Regions from separate parts of the Homo sapiens genome. Here all the other regions are linked to region 1. Evidence: chromatin contacts called from ENCODE Hi-C or POLR2A ChIA-PET data. All regions are on one chromosome and are shown on one strand. The core of a region is the stretch at or near the end of the contact, and the rest is flanking DNA. Distances in the headings are between cores, read along the strand shown.

Region 1 (2,717 bases), core at 118-2,617:
CATGAGATAGGCCTGTTCAGCATGCTTTTTAACAGATCAGAGGCCAGGTTTTGCTTTGCTTTGTTAATTGCATATCAAGCTGTCACCTAGAGCTTAATGAAGGGTATGAACATACCCATAAATTATCCAGTTTTCAAAAGCAGTTTTGATATTCCTCTAGGGAGCCTCTTTATGCTCAAATGAGCATGCAGTATTTTGCAAAAGTAAGCATTCCAAGGGAGCTGTTAATTATTTGAACCTAGAGATTTTGAGTAACTGCAAACAGCAATTGATAGATCCCAGGAGTGGCTCAACATGGGTGATGAATTTACTATTGCTGGTTGGAGGACCCACTTGGGAACCATTTTATTTATTTTTTTATTTTTAATTTTATTTGTTTATTTATTTAGACGGAGTCTCACTCTTTCACCCAGATTGGAGTGCAGTGGCGCGATCTTGGCTCACTGCAACCTCTGCCTTCCGTGTTCAAGCAATTCTCCTGCCTCAGCCTCCCAAGTAGCTGGGATTACAGGGGCCTGCCACCACGCCTGGCTAGGGAACCATTTTAAAAAGCAAGAGTGACCCATTGGATTGTTCCACAGTTCATCAGTGACTTGCTGTGACAGTGATGGGGTGCAATGGGAAACATAGGAGCTTTTGTGTCCTGATGGGAGGCAGAGTCGCCCCTGAGCAATGCTGTTGTTATTGAGAAAATAGGGTGGTGGCAGGAGGGCAACACTGAGTCACAACCACTGAGGGAGTGAAACCTGTGATCAGATGTTTCTGGGGTGTGGGAGAAGGGGACATTTATTCTCAGATCTGCCTCCTCTTTCTACTTTCTCTACCTTTTGCAGGTTGTTCTGCTGATGGTTCTAACTGCAGGGTCAATCAAGCCTGTCCCAAATTCTGAGCCAATCTCAATAGGCAAAGTCAGGACTTTTCAGGCATTTATCTTTTTATCCTTTCATTTATCAGCATGCACATGGAGACAGGCATTGTTAAGACATAAAGGGTTAAGAGAAGACATAAGGCATGATCTCTCCATTTATAGCTCACAGCGTAGGGCAGGAAATAGACACATATATAACCCTAATCTTCAATTTATTCTTCCAAGTCCTGCCCTGCCCCAGAGTTGGTCTCTCCCTGATTCTGGTCTGCTCAACAGATTCTGCCCCATATGCTCTCCATCCCAGCCCTTTGCTGCCGGGAAGTGATATTGCCTTGTACCTAGGTTCCAAGTTATGGTCCACCTATGGAAGAACTCCCCGCCCCTCCACCCCTGGTCACCACAAACACACATTAGAGTCACTTTCTCAAAATGTTCTAAGTGCCTTTCTGGTGCTTGGAACAGACAGAGCTGGCAGTGCTACCTAAGTGGAGAGCTGTGATCCCAGATGGGACCTGTGTGGGCCCTGTCCTTGCTTCGTCCCTCAGGGTCACTCTCTGACCCACTACCCCATGCGTGGAGTCAACCAGATGCCCCCTTTCCAGGAAAGTGACCTGGCAATCTGATTGTTCCTGCTGGCTTGCACAACATTTCTTTTGTGTGAGATTGAGCTGCAACAACATTACCAACATGCTGATTCTGAGTGAATCTCACTCCTATACCACAAAGGGTGACTTCGTGGCTCTGGGCTGCTGCTGGCCCTCAGGCTTAAGTTGCATGTGTGCCTGTGCTTAGGCTCCTGCCCACCCATGTTCTGACCACAAAACCACCTCCAGACTATAGACGCAAGGGTGGTGCGTGGTGCAGGCTTTTCTTAGCAGTGCACCCTCCTTAGGCTTCACACCACATAAGTCGGCAGTCCTCCAGGAGTGGCTATGCCTATCTCCTCTGAGGGCTTTTGAGACTAACTGTTGCTGTGCAAGATGGATGAGCTGTCTGACCAATGATGTTCTCTCCTGCCTCCAACCAACGTGGTGACTTCTGTGCCCCTGGATTCCTCTCGAGGTTTGCTGGACCTTGGCAGACATTCCTATGGGATAGATCACTCTTCCTGCTCTGCCTGCCCACAGGTCCTCCTCACCAATCTTAGGAAAGACTCACTTGCTTTTATGTTTCCTCTTCAGTTCTGGTTCATGCAATTGGACCATAGGGTTCAGGGTGAGGAAGAGAGAGAGAGAGACAGAGAGAGACAGAGAGAGAGAGAGATTAAAATGATCTCAGGGAATTAAGTTTTCAGAGTGAGGGAATGGATTTGGTAAGAACACAGTTAAGGAATCAAATTTGTTTTCTTCAGAAAGAGAAGGCAAATGGGTGGTTTAATTCTTGCCCTCAAGGATAAGCAATAATTTTACGCAGGGGATATAGACAAATTATTCTTATGTCTTAAAAGACTAACAATCACAGAACAACGCTTCTACTCAGTGTGTGTCTTCACTCTCCTGATTATAAAAAGGAATCACTAACTTGCTTTATGCTGTTTCACGTTGAGGGAAAGTAATTGAGGTTTTTATGAAAAAAAAAAAAAAAATCCTTGGAGGATTCACATTTCAATCCCAGGCTACATTAGCTCAATTTCTGCAGACCATACTCTAGGCACACAAAATATTCCCACCATTCCCCCAAACGTACATGTTTCTTTATCCACAGCATCTTCTTTGCGTAAAATGGCCTTCTCCACCCTGCTCCCTTTCTATTCTGGCCAATTCCTGTTCACCTGAAACTGTCCTCACAGGATGAACAAGAACTGGACAGAATATAGTTACAATTAAGCATTAATCATGCTGCACTTTGA
Region 2 (2,700 bases), core at 38-2,537, 42 kb before region 1:
TTACCAAAAGATTATCAGATAAATTGAACACCTATTTCACTGGAAATAAAAATAAATAAAACCTTCAATGTAGTCTTAGTTTTGCTGCGGAAAAGATATTGAGTAATAAGTTTCTTTAAAATAGGTTAAAATGATATACTAGGTTAAAATACAGTATGTGGAATGAAATGAAAGTCGAAATTTAAGAAGAGCAAGCAACAATGTTAAATGTTTGTCAGCTAACATAGATTTGCATACATACAGTACTTCATAAGACTATGGTGGGAATTGAGGTGTAGAATATTTACATCCCACTGGATACATTTACAATAATCATATGTCAGTTTAATTTTAAAAATTAATATGGGCAATGTACCATAAATTACATGATTTGCAGCTGCTTAATGATGAAATATTATAGATGTCAACTTAAAAATGTGCAAATGCATATAGGTTTTCAAAATTCTTTTAGAAAGTATGACAGTAAAAGAAAAATGTGAAGACCACTTATACAAGGACAAGTCTACAGAGCTTCTTGACAGCTTCAACCCACTCCCCCTTCCACCTCACTGACCCTGGAAAGAAGAGTCTGGGTGGGATCAGGGAATGCAAATTAACTTTAACATTAGCCTGAGAAAAATGCCACTGGAAGCACCAGCCTGCTGCGAGGACCATTATTCTGATACATCCCACACTAACACAAAAGGAGAGACTCCAGGTCCTTGGCTGTATGATTCACGCCTACAGTCCCCTCTCTCAGGCTAATCCAGACTTGACAAAAAATGAAAAGTGTGGGCATGTCTTGTGCTGGTATGTCTCACACACGTCACTACACCATTTACACACGGCTGACTTTACTGCCATTTACAACTTTCAGGTACAAGCAGGAACATGCTAGTCTGTGTATTAATTGCTATTTGGATAAGTGTTCTGGGTTTATGAATAGCTGCATATGATGGAGAAAGTGAAAAATGGGTCAATGACATGCTTTTCTTCACCTTTCTTTTTTCTGGCTTTGGTTCTCAGCTCAAAGCTTCCCTACTTTACCTGCCCACATTGGCCACATCTGGCTCTTGTGAATTAAAAGCTTTTAAAACCCAGGAGGTTTCACTCACTAAGGCTTTTAGAGTGGTCTCCAGGCGATTGTGGCCTCAAATTGTCTGCCTGTCCATGATTTAGAAACCCCACTGAGATTCTGCCATCTTCAAGTCTTTGTTAGAGAGCCAAAGCCCTCCAGGCAGCTTCCCAAGACGTCGGCACCTTGGCAACGCCCTGGTTTGAACACGATTTTAATAGCAACTAATTCCCTAGGCTGTGGCATTGCCGCAAGTGGCTCATCATTTTACAGGCAAGTTTCAACAGTCGTGTAACCAGATGAGAATATTTTCCCAAACAATAGGGTTGTGACAGAAAACAACTAAGGCATGTCAGGGGGACAGCTGCAAGGTGGGTCACAAATGGAAAATGGGATGAATTATCTACTTTCTGGAGTGATTACTTATTTAAATCTGTAATAGTTTCTAAGGGAAGGGAGTTGTTTGCAACTATGGGCAGATTTTTTGGAATATTTGTAACATGCAAGAAGGAGTTTATATTCAAGGAAAATAGCTGCCAGTGGGTGTAGATTATTAGAAGAATTACTCTCCAGTTCCAACCCAAGTTTTGAATGGAAGAAAAAGTCGCTACCCAGAAGCTCTGGCTGGACACACTGGCCTGAAGCAGCAAATTCATCCCTTGGTTTTGATATGCTATCATGTCATCCTTCCCTCTGCACTGTCATCTGCCTGAAGGATCATTGAAAATCCTGATGCTGCCTTGGGGATTCTGATGATCCACTGGTTCAGGATTTTGCCCCATGAATCCTTGTCCTAATGTACCAAGGACTGTGTGCCCAAGGATGGGATGTTTAATTTCTGCAAAATCGATCTCTAAAATATATGGTACTACTCAAACACCTGTCATTTACCTTATAGCCCATTATAAACTAACTCCCAAGTTCATTTAAACCCACATAGACTCTAGTTGAAGGTTCAGCTCAGGTTACCTCTAAAGATATGAAAGCACAGATGACATGTACGAAGGGATGCTCACAAAAAGGCCACCCTTTATTGCATTCATTTCTCATGACAGTAATCACTACTTGAAAATGTGTTTGTGGCATGCTCTTTAAACACAGCAAAGTGAATTCTCATTTTAGGGCTACTAAGTGAATATTCTTATCCCCATTTCTCCAGGTGAAGATGATGATTAAATCAGAGTTGACAGAATTTTCCCCCAAGTGACTGGCTTCTACGAAGCAGAGCCTAGTTCGTCTGACTCTGAAGCCTGGGTCCTTTCCACCACATCCACTACATTTGCTGCCATTAACTCTTCTTTTCCTGAACTTGGGTAATAAGTCCACAGTCCTAACCATGTGCCTTGTGATTTTGTAGACTTTGGCAACATCATCTCTGAGCATTTCCAACAATAGAGTCCTGTTTGTCTTAGAATCGATGGGCAGGTAGGGACTCAGCTGCAACTTCTCTCAGTTGCCCTTCTCTGGAATTTCTCCAGCTCTGCCAATTTTTCCTTGAATTTTGATGGCCAGGCCTGCAACAAGTTCTCCAGGGGCTAATGCCCACCCCACTTCTGGTGCAAGGATAGGAGCCATCTCTTGCTTGTATTTTTTTTTTTTGCTTTTTTTTGCTTTTTTTTTTTTTTTTTTTTTTGAGATGGGAGTTT
Region 3 (2,934 bases), core at 347-2,846, 45 kb after region 1:
CCCTGCCGCTACAAGGCTGCTGTGGGCCAGATGTGTGGCTTTTTCTCAGGAAGATTTCCTCTTCAATCAATGCCTCCTCCTTCCTCTCCTTCTGTGGCTCCATCACCATGGAGGCAGTTTCATGGGACACGTAGATTCCCATACCAGTTGTGCTGCTTATTCATTGTTATACCTGAAACATGTCGCTTGCCCTCTTTGAGTTTTCCCATCTGGAAATTTGTGCAAACAATAGATAGCACTTAGCCTGCTGCCAGCACTGGATCCTGAGGGTTCTGATGGAAGTGTGTGTTTATGTGTGGTAAGAGTAAAGGAACATGATAAAGCGCTGTGAACTGTGGACTGATCTACAAATAGGACTTATTACTCTGTTTCTTCTGCTTACTATCCCGGTCCTCCAACCCCCAAACCAACCTCTGCTCTTTCTTCTTTAACTCATCACCTGTGAACAAACCTTCCCCAAGACTTGTTTTATACTCTCTTCAATTCCTAATCTCTCCTTTGCAGACTCAACCATCACCCAGGGCAGACAACTCCCTAACCTCCATCTCCAGCTCCATGCTCTCTAGAGCTGCCCTCAAGGTGTGGCTGCTTGCGTGCCTCAATGGTGCTTTAGATATCACATGTCTGAGATGGGACAGATAGAAGGCCTCACTTTGCCCTCAAACCAGCTCTTTCTTCTAGAGGAGTGGAAAAGCCACCGGTTCTATGGATAGACAGACTTGGTTTCAAACCCCAGCAATGCTGTGGATTGCCTTGCAGCAATCTTCCTGAGTTTCAGTTTGCTCACCCACAAAATGGGAACAATAAAGCCTCACTGAGAAATAGTATGAGGACTCAGAGTGATGAAATACTAAATAACAGCACATGCAAGGCGAGGCCAAGAGGGCACATCTGGGGCTCTCTAGACCCACACTGTAGCTGCACACTGCAGAATCTCTATTCTGCAGCCACTTCTCAATCACCATAAGTGTGGGGTTGCAGGAAGACACTCCTTTTGGCAGGATGGCAGGCCTGACTCTAGCAAATTGTCAAAATAACATAGAGGTCAAGAGCACAGACTCAGGAGCCAAATCTTGGCTTAACCACTTACTAGCTGTGTTGCTTTAGGCAAGTGAGTTAACCTCTCTTGTGCCTTAGTTTTCTTGTCTGTAAGATGGGAATCATAACTAGTAACCTTCCCCACAGGATTGTATGAGGATTAAATCAGATAAAGTCATGTGGGCTGCTTACAACAGTGAAGCAGTACCATATAAGTGAAGACAGTACCATATAAGTATTTTGTTTAACAAGTGTTATGTTTGTTATTAGTGACATTGTTTATCAAAGGTTGCATGTTCATTTGTTACTTAAGAGGTTTTGAGGGCCTAGTGGCACCTAGAAAATGGGAGGCCTGAGCACCCCATTGTGCCCTGTGCCAAGCCTTACTTCACCTTCTGTTGCACCGTAATCATCTCTCTGAAGTGAGACCAGGAGGACGTCCATCCCCATCCATTTCCCTCCTATGCCACCTTGGAGCCCTGATGTGAGCCAATTGCTTTGGCCACAACATGCATCCAGGCCAGTGACATCACCAGGCGAGAAGAACATGCTGGTGCGGGCAGGGGGATGACGTGCAGGGAGGGATGGAAAGTCCCACCAGAGCCCTGCTTTTCCTGCCCTTTGATGTGCGCAGCAGCTCCAGATGACTCAGGCATGCGGCATCATGGGTCACTCTCGGCACTGTGGCCGGGAACGGGGTGGGTGAAGGGTTGGGGCCTGGTAAGAGAAAGAGAAGCTGGGCACCAAGGAAATGAGGATTGGATTGCAGAAGGGCTCATTCCCTGTGGACAAGGCTGGACTTGCCCCTAAGGGCAGGGAGGAGAAACCTGGACAGATTTCTATTTCAGAAAGATCTCTCTGGCTACTGTATGGAAAAATGGGGCTTAGTGCCAGACAGAATGGGAAGTGAGGAGAAAAGTCACAGAGATGTTGTGGAAAGAAGATAAAGAGACCTGGATGTAGAGGGTGGCAGTGGGGAAGGACCAGATGAGTCCAACTTTAAGGGTAGAATTGGCTGGATTTGGTCACCCATTAGGGGTCAGCAGTGAGGAGGAGTGGAGAGTCTAGTGTGGCACTGAGGCCTCCAGAACACTGGATGGGAAAGTGCTTTGTCAACTGTAACATGCTCTACACACATCACCGTGTTCACCTCAGAAAGACTCCCCAAGGAAAAGGGCAACATCGTATTAATAGTGTTCATCACCTTCATTGACAAACACAGATTGGGTCCATGCTAGGTGCCGCACTGGCAGATCCAGAGAGTAGGCAGATGAGGCCCTGCCTTTGAGGTGCTCACGCCTGAGCTGGGGAGGCAGGCCCTCTGGTTGAGGAAGTCTGTACCTCCTGCCTCAACCGGATTCATTCAAGAACCAGAAAAAAACGCCAGCTCCTCTCATGGGAGGGATCTCCAGGATAGGACAGCTCTAAATTCCACGTTCTCCCCCCTCACACCTGTCTCTAGAGCACTGGAGTGACACGTACGTTCAATTCTGTTACTGGCACATCAAGAAATTTATCAGCCAGTTGCTTCATCTGCAAAATGAGGATGATGATAGGAGGAGGGATATGTTAACATTTAAGTAACATATGTAGCTCCTACAGCAGGGTCTGGCACATAGTAAGTGTTCAATTAAATGAGGTGTCATGATTATCACTATTACTATTGTTAATTTACTCTCACACTCCCAGCTGGCTCTTTCCTTACCTTGTCTTTAATTCCCCCAACAATTCCCAGTCCTCCTTCTCCTTCTAAGACTCATCCAAGACATAGTTAAATCCTCCCCATATATGACAAAGAACTCAGTGCAGGTCTGTACAGACCATCTTGGGTTCACAGTGTTTGAAGTCGGCGTCCTTCTTTGAGTAGATTGCCATCAAGAAAGAAGTCAGAGCGAA

Evidence for each region. Hi-C counts contacts between places; a loop is a spot of excess contacts on that map. ChIA-PET counts read pairs that join two places held with the same protein, here RNA polymerase II (POLR2A). Pooled maps may share reads with other maps.
Region 2: POLR2A ChIA-PET joins it to region 1 with 13 read pairs in MCF 10A. The contact joins two enhancer-like sites. A Hi-C loop is called at or near these places in 1 of 168 maps with a recorded cell type or tissue (Caco-2) and 1 of 37 single-sample maps with no recorded cell type. POLR2A ChIA-PET finds 5 or more read pairs at or near these places in 5 of 52 experiments (AG04449, MCF 10A, PC-9 and 2 more).
Region 3: a loop to region 1 is called in a map of mammary epithelial cell, with 2.8 times the contacts of the local background. The contact joins two enhancer-like sites. A Hi-C loop is called at or near these places in 2 of 168 maps with a recorded cell type or tissue (heart right ventricle and mammary epithelial cell), 1 of 37 single-sample maps with no recorded cell type and 1 of 50 pooled maps. POLR2A ChIA-PET finds 5 or more read pairs at or near these places in 1 of 52 experiments (endothelial cell of umbilical vein).

The regions. Positions count from the first base shown.
Region 1 is chr11:13,117,526-13,120,242 of GRCh38, reverse strand. No RefSeq gene overlaps it. Among named protein-coding and RNA genes, the nearest start is that of RASSF10, 110 kb to the right of the region's middle. Within about 2 kb of position 1,367, at least 3 of the 41 ENCODE cell types and tissues checked have a DNase peak (open chromatin) inside an H3K27ac peak, as active enhancers do; they include mammary epithelial cell, where a contact is called at or near this core.
Region 2 is chr11:13,159,043-13,161,742 of GRCh38, reverse strand. No RefSeq gene overlaps it. Among named protein-coding and RNA genes, the nearest start is that of BMAL1, 120 kb to the left of the region's middle. Within about 2 kb of position 1,287, at least 3 of the 41 ENCODE cell types and tissues checked have a DNase peak (open chromatin) inside an H3K27ac peak, as active enhancers do.
Region 3 is chr11:13,072,478-13,075,411 of GRCh38, reverse strand. No RefSeq gene overlaps it. Among named protein-coding and RNA genes, the nearest start is that of RASSF10, 65 kb to the right of the region's middle. RefSeq lists an enhancer at 1,066-2,265. Within about 2 kb of position 1,596, at least 2 of the 41 ENCODE cell types and tissues checked have a DNase peak (open chromatin) inside an H3K27ac peak, as active enhancers do; they include mammary epithelial cell, where a contact is called at or near this core.